3 separate regions of the Homo sapiens genome follow, and all the other regions are linked to region 1. A link is a loop called in an ENCODE intact Hi-C map of the cell type or tissue named here. Cell type or tissue: Caco-2. All regions are shown on one strand. Each heading gives the region's core, and the rest is flanking DNA. Links, peaks and the distances in the headings are about the cores only.

Region 1 (8,027 bases), core at 1,290-6,289:
GGCAGATCACAAGGTCAGTAGTTCAAGACCAGCCTGGCCAATATGGTGAAACCCCGCCTCTACTAAAAATACAAAAATTATCCGGGAGTGGTGGTGAGTGCCTGTAGTCCCTGCTACTTGGGAGGCTGAGGCAGGAGAATTGCTTCAACCTGAGAGGCAGAGGTTTCAGTGAGTCGAGATCGCGCCATTGCACTCCAGCCTGGGCGGCAGAGCGAGACTCCATCTCAAAAAAAAAAAAAAAAGAAAAAGAAAAAAAAAAAGGAAACAGAGCTCTCAGTTCTCTTGGTCCTTGGAAGAAACAAGGGCCTTATGTGGGGTTATTTAAGCAAAGACCTCAGGTCCTGGTGGAGTTGAGCCCCTGTCTTCAGAGATATCTCAACATAGCAGGCTAGCAAATCTGCAACTTCCAAAATAACTACCCTGGGCTTCTTAACTCACTCAAATTGTGTTCCACCTTTTGCAGCATTATTCAAGTCACATCCTTCCAAAGGCAACATTTTTTATCTATTGTGTATCTCCCGATATTAAATATGAGGCTGATCACATTTCCAAAACCCATTCGTTGACATAGGGGTTTTGGAAATGTGAACAGCTGGCTCCTCTCTGGGGCTCAGAATTGGTGACCTCAAGTGAAATGCCAGGCCAGCTGATGTATTCAGTGAAATGACCAGTGTAACTGCCTACCCCATTTAAGCTGCCGGCTACTTGTAAAAACTGACCCATCCTCAGGACCATTTTAGAGCTATGTAACCACAGCTCATCAAGATCCCCAGAGAAACCACAGCTCATGAAGATCCCCAGAGACAAATAATTCCTTTTAAAATTGACATAGGAATAATACAGGGTGATTGTAGGAACATAGAAAATTCCAGGCAGCAGTTTCACATGACTAGCAAAAAGAAACGGTTGAAATAGCTGCAGAAGCTAGGGGTAGATAAGATCCTGAAAAAATCTGGGTGTGGACCAAGCTATGACCGACCTAAAACGGACCGGACCCAACATAGCACTGGATTTGACCTAGATTTCACCTAGGACCTTATTATATGCTCATTAACATCTTAAATTACACACCCACCAGCGCTATGACAGTTCTAGAAACATCCATATTTAGTGCAAAAATGGGTGGTACCAGAGTTCCAAGAAATCTCCACCTTGTTCCAGGAATCTTCATGAATCTTCTACCCCTTGGTTACAGAATCCCATAAAGGTAGCAGTCCCAACCCCCTTGCACCTGACTCTCTCTTGAGTCTGCCTCCACTCCCTTTTCTTGAATCTGCCTGCACTGCCCTTTCTTGAATGCGTACTTTTTGCTTTGTAATAAATCTGTGTACTTCCACTATTTTCCAACTCATCCTTGAATTCATTCTCAGGACGGTGTCAAGAGCCTGGACAGCAGCTGAGGCCAAGGTTTCACTGGCATTTGGGGATCTTCCCTAGCCCACTGGTATCAAAATCATTAATCAGATCCAAATCAACACCAAAGGAAGTTTTCTTCACCCAGGATATTTCTCTATTTTTAAAACATTATCAGGAATATCCACTGATTATTCCATTATTCCATACCATCCCTTCATCCAGAAAAGTAATATATGAAATAATTGGGATTGTTTCCAAAAAAGCTAAAATTCTATATGTCGCTATATGGTAACATACTTTTTAAAAAAAACCATATAATTCAAACACACACATCTTGATACTGCTTTGTATTCACAGAATACTTTTTAATTAATTACTTACATAAACATTGTTTTTATTTTTATAAACATAATCTTACCTGTGTTTCTTCTTTTAATCTAAGTCTTTATTATTTATATACCCCATGTGAAAGTATATTTTTAGAATAAATAATTTAAATATTAAACAATAATTTTAAATGTCTGCAGAAATTCCGGACATTGATGTTACAAATAAATTTTTAAAAATAAAACTCATATGTAAATCCTTCTGTTTCATCAGCATCCCACCGTAGTAAATTATGCTTGAGAAGGAGCTTTATTAGATAGTTTTCAATCTAGTGTAGATATCAGATTTATGGCCTTTAAAACCAAGCTCTTGTACAAAGAATGGTCAGTGCGAATGCCAGATGTGGGTACTGATGAGTAACCTCTCAGATATAGCAAATAGGTAGTTTCAGTCTCCAATAAAACAAGTTATATCTTCAGAGGCAAACATATGAAGCATCAATGTCACTTAAAAACATAGATTCCTCCAGGAGTTTCTGAAGAAACCCTTCCTTCCTGTTTCTTGAAGACAATCTGTAAGAGAGTCAAATGCCTCTGCAAAATTTAAACCTCGCCTTGGGCAAGACTTTGGCCATGTTGCTACTGTTCCCCATAAACACAGGGCAAGGAGGGATGGACTTGATATTGATATTTATAAAGCCTTTTTTTTTTTTTTTTTTTGACAGAGTCTCATTCTCTGGCTGGAGTACAGTGGCACAATCTCTACTCACTGTAGCCTCTGCCTCCCAGGTAAAAGCAATTCTTCTGCCTCAACCTCCCGAGTAGTTGAAATTATAGGTGTACGCCACCTCGCCCTGCTAGTTTTTGTATTTTTTGTAGAGACGGGATTTCGCCATGTTGCCCAGGCTCATCTCGAACTCCTGACCTCAGGTGATCTGCCCGCCTCGACCTCCCAAAGTGCTGGGATTACAGGCATGAGCCACCGTGCCTGACCTGTATATAGCCTTACTCTTAGAAAGTATTCATTAAGATCTTCCACATTAACCAAAATCGTCCAATTTCCAAGCACAGAGGACACAGAAGCCACTTCCTGAAAACAGGCTGAGGAGAAAATTCTCTCCTAGATCCAGAGCTTCACTCTGAAGACTTCTTTCTCCTTGAATTCAGGCAAGCAATGAACTGATTTCTGAAACTTCTGTTCATGAGATTTCTTATATATATATATATCTTAAGTCCTGACATATGAATGAATCTTAATGAAAGCGTTCTGAAGACCTCTATAACATGGCATCCCAAGGAGAATCTAGCACATATCATTCATAGAATATATATTCAATACATATTGGACAAGCTGTTGAAACTAGAAAATTGCACAAAAACTATGAAATGTGTCTACAGAGTAAAGTAATTTTTTGTTCCTTTATAACATATTCCACAGCATCATCTCCTTTAGAAATAGTCATTTTAGAGCCTGGAATATATTCAACAGGATCTACTCCGCTCAGTGTACTTTCAAAAATCACTTCAGACCTTGTAACTTATTCTTAAAAGCCTCTGGATTTGTGACTTTAAAATACTGTACATTAAACACACACTTGATTTTTCTGAACAGTCTGGTAGAATTCTGAGCCAAGTCGAGTGAAAAAAGGTATGTGAACAAGTTGTTTAATAACAACGGCGGCAACAATCCCAGTAATAATAGTAACACATTTTGAATGCTTACTAGTTGCCTGGAATTGTGTTAACCGCTTTATCCATAATCCTCAGAGAGGCCCCATAAGGTAGATTTTACTATCATACCATTCCAGAAATAAGTAAGCTGTGGCTCTAGGAGGTTAAACAAATTGCCACAAATCAATTGTTAGATTTGTGACTCAAAAATACTTACTTTTAACAGCTAGAAATACTGCTACTACTAGGGGTTAAAAATGACATGGGACCATAAAAAGAAATGAAATTAACTTTTTTCCTATGGCATTTAAATAGGCCCTAAGACAATTCCAAAGCTCTTTGGAAAATGGTAGTTTCAGGGGAATGGAACATTTAACTGCCTGAGGTTAAGGATGCCACTCCTCATTTGTATGCAGGAGTTCTGGGCAAGTGTGTCAAACACTCAGTCCATTGCAATATATAGCTGTACCGCCTAGAGGACTTAGGGTCCCAAAATGAACTCCGTGCCAAATCGTACTTCACATATTTGCAGTCATACTTTTTTTGCCTTTGCCTTTGAACAAGGATTGATCCTATGTGGTCTCCTAAGATTCTGAGGAGGTGACGGGGAGAGAAGGCGAACCTGAAACATCCGGCAGAGACAATTTTGCCAGGGTGAGCCCTGATCACTCTCCTCCCCCATCGCCCACTACCTATTAAGGCAAATTATCTTTTAGCTGATTTATGTTTATGTTTTCAGGCTCACAGTAAGATTTTTTAACGTCTTTTTCTGCTTTCAAAAGTTTATCAGAGCTTTTTCATAAATACCTAAGGTGAGGAATCATTTGTGGAACAGATCTGCTTATTTACCTAAACTTTAGCCTTTTCTGCTAACAAGACTTAAAGAGTTCCAGCACTTAGGACGGTATCTAAGTGATTTGGCTAATATGTGATTTGAATGTTTTGGGAAGATAAAGTCTATAACTAAGAGATTGCCTAATAATGGATCTGCAGGAACTGAAGGTCATTTCCCACAAAAATGTGCAGCCACCGGGAACCTTAGGTGAGGCATATTACGCTCAACTGTGTCAGACACTTGGTTATTCATTAACTTTAATGGGGGTCATAAAGAAATGCCTGAGGAAACAGGAAATGCTCATTTTCAGATAACATTGCAGTCACTCCCTTATTTCTTCCTGAAATCAAAACCAAAAAAGAATTTTTGCTTAACCTTTATTTAAACAAGCAACCAGGAGAGAACAACCATTCAGACTGGGCCAGGTGCCATGTCTTCAATGGCCCAGGAATAACCCAACAGCTGTTTCTATGCCAACTATGATGTCTGTGTCCACTGAGGAACAACTTCCTTGTCAAGGTAAAATCCAAAGGTTATTTTCAATCTTCAGACTAAAATCAAAGGCCATGGGGTGTGACCACTCCCAAATATGTTGCACTACAACCTCTGAGTTTTTAATAATTGGTATTTCTGCAGGGCAAGGTGGCTCACACCTGTAATCCCAGCACTTTGGAAGGACCAGGTGAAAAGATTGTTTGAGGCCAGGAGTTTGAGACCATTCTGGCCAACCTAGTGAGACTTCCCTTCCTTCCCTGCCCCCGACCCTGGCCCCATATCTCTAAAAAATAAAAAATAAAAATAAGAATAATAAAAATAAATCATTGGCATTTCTTAGCTAAGAAAGAACTAAACTCATTTATCATCCTCAAAAAAAAAAAAAAAAAGAATAAGAGAATACAGCTAAGATTTCAAACTACCCTCATTAAGTCACCAATGTCTACTCCATTAGCTGGAAGCACTTGTTAATCCATCTTGCCAACAGCTGAGCCCTGACAAGTTTCCTTTGGAAGGTTAGCCTTTTATGAGTAGCCCTGATAAGGAGTCCACTGCTGTTGGGACCTAAAAGGCTTGTCAAGTGGATGCAGAGCTTCCTCTACACACCCCACTGCTTGAATCAAAGGGAGGCCAATGGACAGAAGAGACAAATGATCACTCCACTAGAAATAACAGAGTTGGTTATTAGTCAAAGTGAACTTCCTTCCTGTACACACCAGTAGTGAAAACATCTATAGGGAATTTGGAAGGGCATCATGGTGAAGAATGTAGTTCAAGAGGCAAAGTTCAGGACCAGTGTTTGCTTTGGCATCCTGGGGCAAAAACGTTACTGAATGAACTAAGTCAGGAGCTCAAAATGCAATTGAGTGAAGTGTCATAGGTTAGCTAATGCCAGACAAGTGGTGGCTGTCTTGGGAGTTTTGAAATTACATCAGTGTGAATTCCTAAGAAATCCCTCCTAGGTCTGGAATATGCTTGATTCCTTCCACCCCTTAGAAGAGTGCAGTGATGCATGACACTTCTCCAACTTTGTCTCAGAATGGCCGTGTGAAGTACGTAAGGTCACACTGTTTTCTCATTTAAAGGTGACTTGCTAACTCCCAGAGACAAGGGAAGGACAGCAGAACCTTGAACTGCACTTCTTTGTCACTTTTATCTGGCTTTGTTATAGACACAATCTGATAAAACCAAAAGCCTGAGAGGTGGAGTGGAGCAGGGTGAGCAGAGTACAAACCCAGCATGAGATGTTCCTCTACTCTATTTGTTCCTCAGACGAGATGCCCCCAACCCTCTCCCCAACACAGTCCCCACAGATCTCTGACTTCAGTGCTTCATTCTTATTTTCTTGATGTGTTATTCTCAAATTACAGCTATGTTTCCCCAATCCACAATTCCTCTTCCCTAGTTTTTTACTTTCCTTCAAATCCATCAGACCTGTGCTAATTACTTACTACTATTTATTAGATGCCATTGACAACTTGCCCACCCCTGTTCGTCTAGCAGTTTCTTTAATCTAGATGTAATGTAAACTGTTATTTTTCTCATTAAACTAAAGTAGCAGCTGATTACAAGTTACCAATAAAAGGAAAGGAAAAAAGAGCAAGGGGAGCATCCGCCCACAGAGGTAACTGACTAAGCACATCCTGACTATTCCGGATATTCTTGCTTTGGTGAAATCTGCATTTTAGTAAACAAACAGAAAAAAAATTAACCAACCAACAAACAAACAAAAACCTATTGCCTTTTGTCACTAATCCTGCTACTACTAGTTCTCCGCCCAAGAACATCCCAGGGGCCATCTTAAAAACCTCATTGTACTCTCCTACCTACAAACTCCAGAATTATAACCAATATGAAATTAGATTAAATTAATCTTTAAGGCAGCTCTAAAGCTGAAAGGAGTAAAATCAAAATCATGTGCTGGAGGGAGAAAAAAGCAAACCAATCACAGCTTATCAGAGGAGTGGGCTATTGTACTTAAGTAGGTATTCAGAGTTTCCAGCCCTTTGAAGCAGCAGCCAACTTCTACCCTGGTTCTAACCTTAATAGCAGGAGGGAGTCCCCCTGAACCAAGTCTAGGCTATGAGCTTCACCTTAGCAATCAGATTGGCTTCTGCACGTCAAAGGTACTAGTCTATTCCAATGACTGACATGAATTCTACATTTCAAAAGTCATATTTCCCGAACAAAGGCTTCATTACTACTGACAGACTACCATTCATATTACCAGTATCATTACTACTTACCATTATTGGAGGACCTTTATTTATTTAAAACACACAAGTGTAGGCATGCACACACACACATATTAGCATGCTGTATTAGTCCACTTTAACACTTGATAAAGACATACCCGAGACTGGGCAATTTACAAAAGAAAGGGGTTTATTGAACTTACAGTTCCATGTTGGTGGGGAGGCCTCACAATCATGGTGGAAGGTGAAAGGCACATCTCACACGGTGACAGACAAGAGAAGAGAGCTTGTGCAGGGAAACTCCCATTTTTAAAGCCATCAGATCTCCTAAGACTTATTCCCTATCACGAGAACAGCATAGGAAAGACCCGCCCCCATGATTCAATTACCTCCCACCAGGTCCCTCCCACAACATATGGAAATTTAAGATGAGATTTGGGTGGGGACACAGAGACAAACCATATCACTCTGCCCCTGGCCCTTCCCAATTCTCATGTCCTCACATTTCAAAACCAATCATGCCTTCCCTACACTCCCCCAAAGTCTTAACTCATTTCCGCATTAACCCAAAAGTCCACAGTCCAAAGTCTCAACTGAGACAAGGCAAGTCCCTTCTGCCTATGAGCCTGTAAAATCAAAAGCAAGTTAGTTATTTCCTAGATACAATGGGGGTACAGGCATTAGGTAAATATGGCTGATCCAAATGGGAGAAATTGGCCAAAACAAAGGGGTTACAGGGCCCATGCAAGTCTGAAATCCAGCAGGGCAGTCAAATCTTAAAACTCCAAAATGATCTCCTTTGACTCCATATGTCACATCCAGGTAACACTGATGCTAGAGGTGGGTTCCCATAGTCTGGGGTAGCTCCACCCCTGTGGCTTTGCAGGGTACAGCCTCCCTCCCGGCTGCCTTCACAGGCTGGCATTGAGTGTCTGCAGATTTTCCAGGCACATGGTACAAGCTGTCAGTGGATCTACCATTCTGGGGTCTGGAGGATAGTGATCCTCTTCTCACAGCTCCACTAGGCAGTACTCCAGTAGGGACTCTGTGTGGGGGCTCCCACCCCACACTGCCCAATGCACTGCCCTAGGAGAGGTTCTCTGTGAGGACCCCACCCCTAAAGCAAACTTCTGCCTGAGCATCCAGACA
Region 2 (8,027 bases), core at 1,265-6,264, 75 kb before region 1:
CAGCTGGATGACAGATGTGTGGATGAAAAATAATGTTTACTGATTTATGCCAATAAACTTTTTGTGGTTGTTTCTTATGCAACAACAGTTGATTAATATAAAAGTATTACTTAAAACTTTCTTCCCTGGAATACATCTCTTATTTTATAATATAATGCAACTACGGAGTAAATTTAATTTAAAAGAATTCTCAGCAACTTTTATGAGATAAATATACTCTGTTAGGCATATAATAATGTTAGATGCTTAAATGAGAGAAAATAAAACTGTAAATTACTTTCTCTTTTTTTTTTTTTTTTTGGAGACGGAGTCTCGCTCTGTCGCCCAGGCTAGAGTGCAGTGGCGCGATCTTGGCTCACTGCAAGCTCCGCCTCCCAGGTTCACGCCATTCTCCTGCCTCAGCCTCCGGAGTAGCTGGGACTACAGCCGCTGCCACCGAGCCTGGCTAATTTTTTGTATTTTTAGTAGAGATGGGGTTTCACTGTGTTAGTCAGGATGGTCTCGATCTCCTGACCTTGTGATCCGCCCGCCTCGGCCTCCCAAAGTGCTGGGATTACAGGCGTGAGCCACCGCGCCCTGCCTACTTTCTCTAATATAACACTACCAAAGAAAATCATCCTGATGTAACTCAATGAAGACAAAAGCAATGGTACTTTTTTTCTTCTTCCATGTACCAGTCTATCTGAAATAATGGTACTTCTTGATTGAGAAAACAATGCAATCACACCACTAGCTGGCTGCCAGAAGAACAAATGCAGATATTGTGTTATTTTCCCATTATGAAATCTGAAGAGGTGGTCTAGTCATGCTGAGACAATAGGAATTGCATGGTTCTGCCTGAAACTAAATTAGCAACCCTCCAAGATACTGTCAAGATCTGTCATCATGCATAGAAATGAGGAAAACAGAGAATCTTTTTTTTTCCGTTTACCAACTACTCTGAACTGCAGTATAAGATAATGTACGTGGCTATTCATATGGTGTGCACACTTAACTTTATGTGATATGGAACAGGATGTGCTATTTGGCTGTCAAGATCTGTGCTCACACTTGCCTCTGGCATGCCAGCATCACTCAGGCTTAATTCAGAGTTCTTATGCCACGACCACTCTCTTGAATAATCATAAAACTTGGACATAAGTGCATACAACACAAAGACCAAGTGTGCCGTTTTGCGGAGTGTAATGGAATCTATAAGGCTTGGGATCTTGTGAAAACGGCAGCCCTGATAAGCAAAGAGCTCCTATGCACATCTGTAAATGGATGGCTGCATTTGCCTGAGTGGAGCGGGAGGTTGAGATTGCTATGCGTGGAGTGGCTATTATTCAAAACCAGCAACATTAAAATGTTTAGGAAATGGCTGATACCAGTACAAATGAAAAATGCGAAGTTACTTACCTGAATGAATGAAGAGTCAACAAAAGAATGAAACCCATTAGAAGTTTCAGGGAGATTCTGCATTATAAGAACTTCAATGTGAAATATTAGAAAGGCAAAGACAGCAGAGTTAAAACATACCTTGGTGGGCTTATGTAGCCCATCAGAAGTCCGAGTCAACAGGCTCAGTGATTTATGAATTACACAAGATCAGCATCTGAGCAGATGCCGTCTGACGTTCCACTGGGCTTGGTGGTTCTGGGGTGGCCTTGCAGCTTCTAGCTTTGCCTCTAAAATCATCTCCAAAGATCATCAGTGCCCCTCCTTCTAGAGAGGTGAGCTGGAGAAGGTCATTTTCTCAGTTCCTACTTTGGTGAAGGGGTCACGTACCAACTCAGATTGGTCCCCTCCTATGTATTTAACACATGCAGGCTTTGATGTATACACCCACCCTCTAAAAAAAGGGGGCAGCAGGCTGTAGTCACTCAATCACTGGTGCGAGAGACTGTGACTAACCAGCCCTTCAAACTTAAACTGGGGGCTTTAGCTTCTCTGAGTCTCAGTTTCCTCACCTATAATTGAGGTGAAATTTAGACTTAACGAAAACATGTGGGGACTATTAACCTTATTTCCAGCAGTAAATTTTGGAAATCAAATCATGGCTACAGATTATGGATTATGGAGCAGCTCCAACTTGTTGCAGCTAGATTTAATTTCCCCTACTCTGCACACAGAATAGCACTTAATTTTCACCCCTTAGGGAATAACTGAATAATATTACTGATGTTGGGGAAAAAACTGGCCAAAGGGGAATAGTTAGCATAAGGTAGGAAACATCAAATTGTCAACCCATGCAGGTAGCATTTTCTATACACACATGGTGAGTATACACACAATATGTGTGGCTGGCTAAACACTCACACACTCATACATTCCCTAGGTTAATGCAGACACCTACCTGGTAAAGTATATTTATTTGAATGTGTATACAAACTGGCCTGATACTTTTCTTTTAGACTAAAACATGATGTACCCAGAGGAACGTCATTTAAAATATGAGCCAAGTTTAAAAGGACAAAGAGCCTGATTCCCCCCAGCCAGTCATGTTAAATTCCATGATAGGCAGGCTTCTTTTATTACATGTGCTATCTGCATGTGGTTGCAATTCAGTATTTATATTTGTTTTCATTCTATGACCCTCACAGAGTGTGGTAGAAAGGGTTAGGAAAAGAAGCAGGAAGCAAAATTGTAATTGAATTATAGGAGAGGGAGTTGAAGCATTTCCTGTTTCTCCTTAATTTGTTTTTTCTTGACAGCATCATATATGATGACATTGCAATTTGCAGTTCCCAGAGTCGGTAGCTTCTTGCTTTGAGGGCCTTGTCCTTCCTTTACTCCAGCGTATCATGGTTCATGGCCCTGTGAGCTGGGAGCCATGCCTTACTCATCTCTTTTTTGACTGAATGAAGCGAATGAATGAGTGAGTGAAGCAGATAAAGCTGCATGAGTTTGCTGCTTCGAATCCCTTTGGAAATGAAGTATGGTATGAAGGAAATATATAGCACCAGGTCTAGCTGAGCAGTCTGCAGTCATATTGTCCCCAAATCCCATCTGCAGACAGATCTTAGCAAGGCCGAGCAGTGCTGGCAATAATGGAGGTTTTCCTCTTGATGGTGTCCCTGGGGAGTTTTGGACACCAGTGCAGGAGGCAAGAATTGCAAGAGCTAAGGCAGGAACCATCACCTGCTTCAAAACTCTGCAGGCCTCCTTGGTCCCAAGTTCTATTCGGATTGCCACGTACAGACATCACTAGAATCAAAGCTCTGTGAGGTCAAGAACTTGATCTGCTTTGTTCACTGTTGTGTGCCTAGTGCTTGGAACTATGTCTGACCTATAGTATTCACTCAGTAAATATGTGATCAATAGATTAATTAGTTAAAAGAAAAAACAATTAATTAAGTTGAGCATTAAGTTTTTATTAACACTTTAGCTCAGTTCGGGAGCACAGCAAAACCTTCACTTTCTACTCCAAGGATTTTTTTTTTTTACAGGTATCATGATAAGTACTTCATTTTCACAATTACAGAACCTTCCTTCTAGTCCTGCTGGGAAATGGAGGCGGTTTGGAAGCAGAGTTGCCAGATAAAATACAGGATGTCTAGGTAAATTTGAATTTCACCTGAACAACAAATAATAATTTTTACGTAAGTACATCCCAGTCAGTGCATGGGATCTACTTATACTTTCAAAACAAATCATTGCTCAACTAAAATTTAAATTTAACTGGGCATATTGTATTTTTGTTAAATTCAGCCATCCTATTTCTCAACACCTGGAAATGCAGCTATTTGCTCCAGCCTCTTTCTCCTGAGGCTGTTTACCTATTTTCAGGATCTAAGAGAACATGCACACTCCCTCTCTCTCTCACGCACAAGGCCAAATTCCTTTCCACTAGAAGCACTCCCCCATTCTTCATCAGCAAATATAAGGTATGTTAGCAAGTGACCACTAGGACCCAGGGCAAGCCCAAGGCTGCAGTATCTGCCCTTGCTCTGCCTTCAGAGCAACAAGCTGCCTGCTCTCCTCTAACTCTCAGCTTCTCTAGAGAGGTGGCAGGCACCAGAACATCGTGTCTCCCCACCTGTAGAGGTGCATATCAAGCTCCCCAAAGAGTCTTGTTGAAGTCCCTCTCACTGGGCTTAGAAAGAGAGAGACAGGCCCCTTCCTACCATCCTCCGGGTCTCATAACTCTCTCTGAGACCCAAAATTCATTTGGAGGCTTCCAGGGAAATCTATAATTTAGTATCATAGTACACTTTATCATCAGACATCTTTGCTTTACCTGCAAAGCCCCTTCCCCTTCTCTTTTTACCCAATACAAATTTTAACCTAAACGAATCCTTAATGAGAACAAATAGCCAGGAAGAAGCATCCCTGGCTAAGAGCCATGGAGAAGGCATTAGTTTTAATCCCTCAGAAGCAGGCTTGGAGACACAGACTCACATGCAAGTGGTTTATTAGGAGGCAGATCCCAGGAAATATCAGCACGGGAGTGGGAAAGTGAGACAGGGAAGGGAGAGCAGCTAAAACAGGGTGCATTATCACGTGCATTACCACTGCAGGCTACTAGAGCTCAAACCCACTGAAGAGCTTGGGGAGACAGACTAGGGCACACACTCGGGTAGGTATCCACTGATTCCTTATTGTTATTGAGTGATGCCACCAAGGGCATGAACACTCCAGCATTTCTGTTTTGCTCATGTGGGTGAAAGGTTCCTGCTGCCTGACAAAAGCCCTTAGGCAGGATCACAGCTATTCTAGGAGGCAGCATTTACAGGTGAGTACGGAGGGAGTGGGCAGGGCAAGACAGCTCCTGCACATTGAGAAATGAGGGTTGTCTTCAAAGTTGATGGTAGTGGTCCAAAGAAGGAAATAATCCAGATATCTGAGCATACACTATCACAAGCATTAGGGCCTTTTAAAATACATGCTGTAAAATCATTCTGTCCCCCCTCATCAGCAATTTCATACCATCTTGACTTTTATTGAATTAACTTCTCTGAGCTTTCACCCATACAGGGTGCCTGCTACTCAATTTTACCAGCAACACCCCCACACAAGTTAAAAATCACGGCATTGTAATGAGGCTAAGCTTCCTGAGCCGGCTTCATTGTGTATGAGCTTTTCTCTCAGATGGGATTGTTATTCTCAAGAAGTTCCTATTACTCATGGGTATACTGCTAGTGTATATTTGGCTGTTACATCCAAATGCAGTCACATCAAGTTTACCTTTAGCAAGGGCACAGTCTATTGCATAATGCAGAGCTAGACACTTTGATGGCAGCTTTGTTCTAAATGAGAACTTTGATGTCCAGAGAAACTGGGCTTCAGTAATCCTCAGTGACCTTTGGCACATGAAGCCATGGGAGAAGGGATTTGTTACAGCTAGCAGACTTTATACAGTTGTGGGAAAGGCTGGGGAAATGAAGGCGCTGGGGGAAAGTTGGAAGATGGGGGAAGTCACCATCCAGTCAATCTGAGAAGCCAAGGGTGCCCAGCCATGCAAGAGAAGCATGAAGGGAAGGTTCATAGAGAGGGAAATGCCCCGAGGCTGTTGCCTCTGTGGGTCTGCAGTCAAGCCTGTGGTGCTGGGTCTTGGGCCGTGCTTGGTAAACGGGGAAAGCAGGTAGAAAGAAGAGCAAGACGCAGGGTGGAGGAGAGTAAGATCAAGCCAGAACTTGCCAGCATCTCTGCGACTGTCACCACATTGAACTGTGACAACCTTCAGAGAGGAATGGTTGCTGCTTCACTTCAACCTTCAAAACTCTTCTTTTAGCCAACGCAACCAGAATCACACAGGGCAGGGGATTCTTGGAAATGGAATTCCAGCTTAACCAACTTGAAACGTTATATACAATTTCTTTACAACTGAATTAGGGACAGCAAGGCTAGCAATCTCCTTCCCAAGGGTGTAACACGAATGCTATCAAATGGCATTTTGTATATGCATGTGTTAGCCTTTTCCTTCACATATTTGTACCAGAATATTTTGCACTGTTGTTGGGGGGAGATGGCAGCGGTCATATTTATATTTGCCTCTAATCTGTAGCAGATAGGAAGATACTTTACTATTTCTAGTGTCATCTTCTTTTTCTGACTTCTAGTAGTATACAGCAAGCTTTAGGGAATCTTTATTTCAATTTATTGAAAGGAAATTACTTAGCTACATCCATTTACCTCCTTGGCTACATGAAATTGGCTAGCTAAGAAAGTGATGTTAGAGGCAAGGAGCTTTAAAAGTTTCTCTTAAAAAATTCTGTTCTCTTTTGCAAGTGTTTTGTATGAATTTGAGAAGTCACATGAAATTCCTATATGTTGGGTAAAAATATCCAGCTTTCCATCTTGAAGAATAATGAGTCAAACTGATTGGAATGGATTTGGCTCAGAACAGGCCTGATGGAATTGAAAAGAAGGGATAAACTAGTCCTTTCTCTGGCACAGCTGTCTCTTTAATGGTCCTGAAAGAAACAAAATTCTACTGCCCCCATAAGGAAAGCAATAGTTTGTTCTAATAATCCCTGTTATTAAATATTCACAACCCATCTCAGAAGACATCAGTTGCTGAGATCCACTTAATCATAATGTGCATCCAGAATTCTTTTCTTTTTTTTTCTTTTTCTATTCTTTTTTTTTGAGACAAAGTCTTGCTCTGTCTCCCAGGCTGGAGTGCAGTGGTGTGATCTCGGTTCACTGCAGCCTCCACCTCCTGGGCTCAAGCTATTCTCATGCCTCAGCCTCCTGAGTAGCTGTGATTACAGGCATGCGCCACCACACCCAGCTAATTTGTGTATTTTTAGTAGAGACATGGTTTTCACCATGTTGGCCAGACTGACCTCAGGTGATCCGCCTGCCTCAGCCTCCCAAAGTGCTGGGATCACAAGTGTGAGCCACTGCGTCTGGCCCAGGATTCTTTTCATTGTGTGTGTAATTCTAGTACTGTACAGATATAGCAGTGATGAATTAGCAACATTGGAATTTAAATTTGGGGAAATTCTTGAAATAATTTTACATAATAAAACCATAGATAACACTATGAGTCAGTCATCAAATGTTCATTAAGCACCTACTGTCTGCCAGTTGTTTCAGAAGATACTGACTGACATGTAGAAAGGGTCACTTCCTTCCAACCATAGCTTCTTATAAGTTGACGCTCTAGTTGACTTAAAACACTCTCTCACATGTAGGTACTGATATAATTTTTTTAATGTACTAAATGTTTAACATTTGAGTTACAGTTTTGGACAGATGGTTACATTTTTAAAAAGAAGGAAAAGTTTATAACATATTCAGTTGCTCTACGAAGCTCTTTTAAGATGTTATATTTGTGAAAAGGTGCTTGACATGGAAAAATAATGTTGTAGTAGTAGAGCATAGCATAATTAAATATCCAGATTTGGTTGGCCCAAAAAAGCAGACATCCCTGAAAAACATCTTCTACCTACAGTTGCCAGATTTAGCAAATAGAAATACAGTATGCCTAGTTAAATTTGAATTTCAGTTAAACAACAAATAATTTTTTAGGATAAGTATATTCCATACATTATTTGGGATGTACTTATGCTAAGACAATATTATTTATCTCATATTGAAGTTTGATTGAGAGTCCTGTATTGTATCTGGCAACCCTATTGAGAAGAAAATGAGTGACAAGATAGAACACAACCCCCCAGGTCAAAAGAATTGCAAGGGACAGATCACCAGGTATTGGGGTTGCTGGGGTTGGGGGACAGTCTATGAAGAAACTGTAAGAGCATGAAGCCAGCTTTCAAATAAGAACTTTTCTACATCTGTCCCCCTTTAACCTTTTTTTGACTCCCCCTAGTAAAATCACAAACTTCAGTTTTCAAGCTAATGGAGGAGACATGGTTGGTATAAAAAGAAAGTAGAAAGACTATGCCCTTCCCCTACGTCGAGCAGCCGGTCCATAGCAGGCCTCAGACAAGGTGAAAGAAAGAAAAAGTGAACTTTAAATCAACTTCAGAATTCTGACACACATGACTTGATATTATAAATTCTAAATTGAGACCATGATTGTCTGCCAAGCGACAGGGTATTTTACTATCTCAGGATCAACAGGAAAGTCATAGACA
Region 3 (8,027 bases), core at 1,265-6,264, 640 kb after region 1:
TCTGTCTTCCTTGCTTGCACTTACCACCATAGTAACTGATAAAGAGTCCAAAATCTACCTACTAATTAGGACACTTTTCACCTCAAATTAACATGCTGTTGCTATCTTAGCACCTCTGATTCTCTCCTTACTATCTCTTCAAAAACTTTTCCTCTAGCTGCTTTCAGTCTCATTTCAAATACGTTTTGTGATCTAGAGCACATTGGTTAAATTGTTGCTGACCTTCTCACCCACAGACCACGAAAAAGTTTCTTTGTCATTTCTTTGAGATTGCTCAAGAACCTATATATCTATGTCATGAGATGGTTTTGTCCAACCTATAATCTATGTATAAGTGGACAGACCAACTTGGGAAAGTTAGTTATAAAGTCTTTGAAAAACAGAGAATATAGTAAAAGAGATCAGACTTATGAGGCACACCTTGCTATTCAATAAGCATTTGTTGAAAAACTGACCAAGGGAAGACACGTGGCAAACAAGGCATTAAACTAGGGGTCCTCTTAGAGTACCTGTTCTACCTTCTCCTTCTTACTCCTTTTGTTCCGTCTGAGTTTCTACTAAACACTCTCAAAGCAACAGATTACTTAGACATCACCACCCATTCCTCCTAATTAGCAAATTCTGAGACTTAGATGATAGTAAAATCAATCTAAACAAAACAAAGAGAATGCTAGTAAGTTGGATAAAGTGTTTTAAAAAACTGTAACCTCTCTGAGCCTGAATACCATGTTTTTGTTAGAATACACATAAATAGGTGCTTGAACGAGCATCTGCTATACAATTACTAGAAATCAGCTATATTAGAATGGAGATGGTAATATCTGTTCTTTGTTCAGGGGCTCTTCCTTAAGCAGAATCAGATAATGTAGGAGCAAAGAAGCCAAGGGAAAAGAAAGTTTAAAAAAACAATTGATAGAATGTGAGCCACACAGGAAGTCTACAGAACATACAGCAAACAAAATAGAAACACTACATTCATACGTCTTGTAGTGTTTATGTTTTTGCTATTCATATGGATTAAAAATTTATCTTTCTTCCCAAATATATTTGGGATCATTATTGTTTTTGTGATAAAGTTAGGTTACTTTAAACTTCAAACTTCAAGAAAATGCAAGCCTGATTTTCACAAGGGAATTGCTCTCTTACTTTTTTTTTTTTTTTTTTTTTTTTTTTTTTTGAGGCAGAATCTCACTCTGTCACCCAGGCTGGAGTGCAGTGGTGCAATCTCGGCTCACTGCAAGCTCTGCCTCCCAGGTTCACGCCATTCTCCTGCCTCAGCCTCCCAAGTAGCTGGGACTACAGGTGCCCACCACCACGCCCAGCTAACTTTTTTGTATTTTTAGTAGTATTTTTTATATTTTTATTTTCACCATATTAGCCAGGATGGTCTCGATCTCTTGACCTCGTGATCAAAGTGCTGGGATAACAGGTGTGAGCCACCTTGCCCAGCCTGCTGTCTTCCTTTCTAAAGTTATTTCCTTCCTACTATCACAACTCTAAATAATGAACAACTTGTTGTCCTTATAGAAAAATCATCTTCAGGCCAAGTGTGGTGACTCTCACCTATAATCCCAGCACTTTGGGAGGCCAACGCTGGCAGATCACCTGACGTCAGGAGTTCGAGACCAGCCTGGCCAATATGGCAAAACCCATCTCTACTAAAAATACAAAAATTAGCCAGGCATGGTGGTGCGTTCCTGTAGTCCCAGCTACTCCAGCCTAGGCGATAGAGTAAGACTCCATCTAAGAAAAAAAAAAACCTTCAAATAAAAATAACCAAGAAAACAAGACACAAATATGATTTAAAAGTTCCTTATAATTACCTAAATAATGTATTGTACTTTCTATCAGAAAAACACTTCTCCCTTTATTAGAAGGCTATTTATACTTTCTGTTAAAACACTTTATACTGAAAACACATAGGATATAATATAATTGTCTCTAACTTCTCTCAGATATAAGCTAGAAAGATTTGCTTGTAAGGAACAAATAATAATAACAATGACAATAATAATGAGTGACAATTGTACTTAATTCATATATAAAATATAGGTAAAGCCATTAACTAATGCACTTAAAATCCTAGACAAAGTATAATTCAGGCAAATGTTTTAAAAATATGTAAATCCTACTTTCAAAAAAAGTTTAGTTACCTAAAACCACTGTCAAACTAGGATTTTTGGCAGCAAACATTTAACATTTATATTTTGCTAGTCCTTTCCTACTCTTTGGTCAGTCAAAATCCTTTGTTCTTTGTTAATAAGATATGATCTGATAAGCTTATTTCTGATTTGCCTTGGGGAAGAAAGGGAGGACAGGATTACACGTGAGCACTTAAGAGTGACAAGTCTGTTCCCTGGGCTACTGAAGAAAACAAAGAGGGGTTACATCCAAAGCTGCTCAAACAGTTGTGTGTTGCTTCTATGTACACATGAGAATTAAACAACCAAAAAGCTCCTTGAATTTCTCCAAACAAAAATTAATAACTTTAAAAAGTGACACACTTTTTTATTCTTTTTCAAGTCTACCTTCAATTTTTAAAACAACTTTGAACATAAGAATGAAAGCTCATTAAACTATAAATACATTTTGGCAATATTTGTGTACTTTAAATAAACTTGTTCAGTCTAGATCTTAATTTTTAAATCCACATAGGAAACCTAGCAAAGTATTTGTGAATTTCCAGCATGAATACACTTCAAATGTCAAACAAAACAAAAAACAAACAAAACTAGTGAAAAAATTATAAAATGTTTTCAAATTCCTCAAATTTGAGGTTAATCATTTACAGAATGAACTAAGTGAGTCTAGTTAATATATAACATATTTATCATAAATCATGCTTAGAAAATTTAAGTACCTTTATATTTTACAGAAAATTTCCCAATGGTAAATGTGACTTAATTTTTAACTTATTTTATTTGGAATAGATTGTAAAACATTTACATAATCCAAATCTAATCAACTGATACTTGATCCCCGAAAATCTGGCAAATAATCAGTTCATATCAGTTCCCAAGGGGCAATAAATGCTAATTGTAGTAAATCTGCTTCCTGCAGACAGTGCCAATGAAGGGCAATTTCCATAGTCATTAATAAACTGATAAAATAGAAAACAGTCTTTGACTCTACCTTAAACATGTTTCTTTCAACATTAAGCATGTTAATGTACCCAAGTAGTCTAGACTGCAGAGAAATAGCAAAGAGATAATCTCCAATACAAGGAGAACTACAGAGCCAGTTTCCAGAAAAAAAAATCTGACAATTTCAGAAAATCTTCCTTTCAGAAAGTCTATTTGTGTGTCTAAAATTAGCACCAATACTCCAGAAATAGTGAAACAATAAGATGGTTTCAAAATGACGACCACTTTGGTCCAAACTGACAGCAGTAGCTGGCTACACAGAGAAAATCACGTGCTTCAGGGCAATCCACTTGTATAATATCTTGTTGATCCACATGTCAATAATCAGACACATATTGATCTGCTCCTATTAACTGTTAGTCATTCCTCCAAAGCTGTATTTTATACTAATCATTGCCAAAGATAAGGAATTTGTCCTTTGATTTGTAATTAAGTCTCAGAACCAGGGTTAGATACTGTTATCTCAAAGTCTAGCATCCAGGAGAGAAGGCAGAAGCATTTCTCAAATTGTTTCATTCCCAAAGATAAATTGTTAAAGCACACAGTTCAATTTGACATTAGTGAATTGTTTCTTTTGAACTGATCCTGGCCCCACTCATCACTATGAAGATTAAAAGCAACTATCCCCAGGTTTCAACTCAGTCTTGGTATGTGCTTTCTCGGATTTAGTAGTGAACTATTACATCCACCACTTTATTTGAAGTCCATAATAGGAAATTAGGTGGGTGCCACATACCTGTCTTCATAAATAAAGGAACTAAGGCTCAAAGAGCTCCAGTTATTTTCTCAGGGCCACATAGAAAGTATCATATAGAAATGATTGACTCAATCTGCTTCCTCCAAGTCTCTCATTTTTTTCAAGGATCATTTTAAGTCTTTTTTTTTTTTAACATTTTAAAACAAGTGAAGGGGACAGGGCACTGGGGAGTGGCAAGGGGTCAAGGACACAGCTTTGACCTATATCAGCTGGAGTTCTATATGCTGTATCTGCATGGCCATATATGGAGGTGCTGAAGAGGGAAGAAAGTAGGGATCAGCAGGCTTCTAGTTTTGCACCAGCTACTGCCACACCCCGTGACTTTTACTAGCTTATTCTGAACCACAATTCCTCCTTTCTTTCCTGGGAGGCCAAGGAGGTGCTTTTTCTCAGTTGTGATTTTTAATTGCATTTCTCCCAGTCCCCAAAGTGTAACAGTCCAACATGAGTGTTGGGGAAAAGAAGGGTGTACCAGAGGGTGGGCAAGCAGGCAGGCAGGCAGGGAAATAACCACTCTGATTTTGCTTTGATATCTGTTTCAAGTCCTGTAATGACAGATCTCATTCCAGTGCAGAATGTTTTGGGAATATAGTTAAAAGGGTTATGTGATTGTTTTTAGGTACATTTTAAGTGTTGACTAATAAAAGGCAAATATCAGAACAAAAGAACAGTTTAACGTAGCATTTTCAAAACCTTTCGGCATTCTAAGGCATCCGTGACCTGCTAAAATCTAATTATTTCTCCAATACCCTTTGGAATTGTTGAGAAAGATGTGGTATAGTTTCTAACTACTACATTAAGCATCTGGCCTGACTTCACAGAATTACAGATAGTGCACTCTCTATATATTTTATTAACATCCTATAGGCTTATGCTAAGATGTAATACTGATGTGCCCTGACATGCATCACTACCTGTTGACAGAAAAATCTGGGCTAGACTTGAGAGCGTCTACAAATAAGAGTATCTTTTAAAGATGTTTTGGCAATTTTAACAGAAACTCTGGCTTAAGAAAAAAAAGACAAAGAGAAAAAGAGCAGTTTCAAGTTTATACATGTATAAAATATGCCCAAGTTTCAGCATGGTAAAACCTCTGAAAATGAGCTGATCCTTAGCATCCACTCCTTCCTTCTCAACCTAAGAGTACCCCATTTTCCTTTGGATCATGCCCTGTCCTCCATTCTCAGTTCTGTGTCTGAGTAAGGCTGGGCTTATCTGCAGCTCCTGCATTGGGCTTAAGCTCACCAGCGTTATCTCCCCACCCATGTAATAGGTTCGGGAATGAACCTGTGATCAAGTTTAAGCAAATGAGAAACAGTGACCCCCCCAGGGCTCCGTGCAGGGGCTTTTGGAGGACGCTTCTCTCCCTTGAACATTGTGTTATGGGAATGTGATATGTGGAACTGTTATTGCCTAAGAGGAAATCCCAGAGCTGCCAAAGGTCCACTGTATATAGCCTGAGGAGGCTGCCAACAATGAGAAAGGCAGGACAGAGAGCCAGAGAGAAACTGTATTCTTATTGACATATTTTAAGCCATGTATCAAGCTTTACCTGAAGTTGTACTATACATTTTAACTTCTCAGTTACATGAACCAATGGATTCCCATTGTTGATTTTGCAGGTAAGGCTTAGATCTTCAATGACTTGCAACCAAAAGTATCTTAACTAATAACAGTCCAAGACATTTAATCTATCAAAAGTATGAACTATTTTTTCTTTTCTTTTCTTTTTGAGATGGAGTTTCGCTTGTACTGCCCAAGCTGGAGTGCATGGTACAATCTCAGCTCACTGCAACCTCCACCTCCTGGGTTCAAGTGGTTCTCTTGCCTCAGCCTCCCAAGTAGCTGGGATTACAGGCACGTGCCACCACGCCCGGCTAACTTTTTGTATTTTTACTAGAAACGGGGTTTCACCACGTTAACCAGGCTGGTCTCAAACTCCTGACTTCAGGTGATCCTCCCGCCTCGGCCTCCCAAAGTGCTGGGATTACAGGCATGAGCCACTGCGCCCATCCAAACTGTTTTCTTTACACAATTTTGAAGATTTTATTCTCATGAAGAATGCTGAGGGAAAGGAAAATCATGAAGAATGTTTCTTAGGCTTAAAAGAACCTTAATGTCTTCTAAGATTAAATCTCAGAACTTCATAGTTGGAGATAGTTTGGGGATCATCTAGTCCTACTAGTTTCTTTTACACAGGGAGTCAATAAATATGTATATGATGAATGAATAAATGAATGTGAAGACTGAATGAATGAATGTGTGAATGAGGTAGCTTAACTCTAGACAGACCTGAATTGTATTGTTCCATGAAATGACTGTGTGTTTTAGTCAGTTTCAGCTGGTAGTTGGTAACTAAAAGACAGATTTGAGGCTTCTGTGTGTATGTTGTTTTTCATTTTTTTGTCTGGATATACAAGTAAATGGCAGAACCTGGGAAACCCAATTCCAAATCCAATCTACTTTCATGTCCACTAGTGAACATCTCACATTTTCTCATAAAAACAAACAAAGAACACCACAAAGTCCTTTGAGATGACAAGTTTAGATAGTCCTAGAGTTTTAAAACTGGGATATGTTATTGAAGTTCATTTCCAAACCAGTTGCTTTCAATCTGAAATGCACTTTCTCACGTACAATGCTAGATTCACAGGCTAGCCAACAAAACAGAACAAAATGCAAAACAGCAAACATCTTTTCAACCCAAAATATCTACTAGAACCCAACTAAGTGTTAAGTTCTGGGAACATGAGGTCATGAGATGTGTAAGTACAAGAGAAAAAAAAAATCAATGAAATGCTCTTCTATTCCTCTTTTCCACTTCCATTTACTGACTGTAAAATTACTTCAAAGAGAAATTTGAAAAATTCCAAAAATCTGTTATTGGCCCTGTACTACCTCCCTTTGTGTATTCTTCTCCCATTCTTAGTGTCCTTTTTGTTCCAGGTGCTTGGATGTCCCCCATCTTAAATAATGACAGCTATCGTCTTATTGAGCACTTACTATGAGTCAGGCACTGAGCTAACAAACTCAAAGAGATTAAGTAATTTGTCTACAGTCATGTGGCAAAGCCAACATGGAGCCCAGCTGTGCTAATCTCTGAAGCCCATGTTCTTAAACTACCCAGGTCTACTACACTGGTTGTCCTCTACCCTGAGCCAAGTCCTTCCTGATATGAGAATCCACCTCCTCCCTTCCTATTACAGCCAAAAGGGTTTCATGCTAAAGATTGCCAGCATTCCATCCCCTTCAATCAAAACAGTCATCCCCTTATTGTAGCCAAAGTGCCTTAGAAAACAAAAGAGGAGGGCAATCTGAAGTAACTCATGATAACCTCATGTTTCCAGAGATTGTACATACTATTTCAAAGGGGGCACACATTATTATAAATTCACCTTCAACTAGTAGCATTTCAGGTAGCTGATAAGAGCGGGAAGTGAAAAACTATGTATGCAGCAAAAGAGTATATATTTTTGGACAGAATAGGAGGCCACAGATTCTACTAAGAGTTTGCCCCCAAAGTCAGTACCCCAGTATAGAATATATTTTCACAATTTCTTTTCTTTTCCCATATTTTAATCCATAGCTTAAAAGGGGAAAAAAAGCAACAAAAAATAATTGGCATTTAATAAATCCTTGCTGCCTTTATTTGTCAAGTGATGAAACCAAAGCCTAGGGCAACAAATATGAAGTCATATAACAATGGCAGCCCAGAGAAGGGAAACCTCCAAACTGCTAACTCCCAGGCCAGTACAATTTATTTTTGATACCTATAACCCAATTCACCAATTGATTTTTCTTTTCTGTTTAAGGCCTGCCTGAATGAAGACGAAACTGATTAAATATGGCTATAAACCCACAGGAATTTGACCAGGCAAAAATTTTCTTTTTTAAACAGAACCAACTCCTATCTGAAAATGGCTTCTAGAAATAATTATTTAATAAAATAATTTAATCCATGTCTTTGTTTCATAGTAACAGAAAAATATCCACCTCCCTTTCCTCCCAAAATTCAGCTGCTGCATATCAGTTTAATTGTACTACCTAGCAGTTCAAAGAAATTGGCTTTTCAATGGACATTAGAATCTAAAACTCCTAGATTTAATGGGTCTGTCCTCTGAGGCCCA

Evidence for each region. Hi-C counts contacts between places; a loop is a spot of excess contacts. Peaks named below come from ENCODE experiments on the same cell type or tissue, not always from the same donor. Only the 100,000 strongest peaks of a DNase experiment are listed, where the experiment ranks them.
Region 2: it touches region 1 in a loop (4-fold over the local background); 2 of 110 quality-filtered maps call a loop at or near these places.
Region 3: a loop joins it to region 1, with 8 times the contacts of the local background. A loop is called at or near these places in 7 of 110 quality-filtered maps.

The regions. Positions count from the first base shown.
Region 1 is chr20:14,982,731-14,990,757 of GRCh38, reverse strand. The region is part of intron 5 of MACROD2 (mono-ADP ribosylhydrolase 2); the gene reads right to left. Among named protein-coding and RNA genes, the nearest start is that of MACROD2-AS1, 57 kb to the right of the region's middle. In Caco-2, for the core only: no CTCF peak of the experiment used is centred there; DNase peaks (open chromatin) are centred at 4,387, 5,237 and 5,487.
Region 2 is chr20:15,057,928-15,065,954 of GRCh38, reverse strand. All of the region lies in intron 5 of MACROD2 (mono-ADP ribosylhydrolase 2), which reads right to left. Among named protein-coding and RNA genes, the nearest start is that of MACROD2-AS1, 130 kb to the right of the region's middle. RefSeq lists an enhancer at 7,752-7,921. In Caco-2, for the core only: a CTCF peak has its summit at 3,898; a DNase peak (open chromatin) is centred at 3,814.
Region 3 is chr20:14,339,244-14,347,270 of GRCh38, reverse strand. The region is part of intron 3 of MACROD2 (mono-ADP ribosylhydrolase 2); the gene reads right to left. Among named protein-coding and RNA genes, the nearest start is that of FLRT3, 5.6 kb to the right of the region's middle. In Caco-2, for the core only: no CTCF peak of the experiment used is centred there; DNase peaks (open chromatin) are centred at 2,358, 4,116 and 5,220.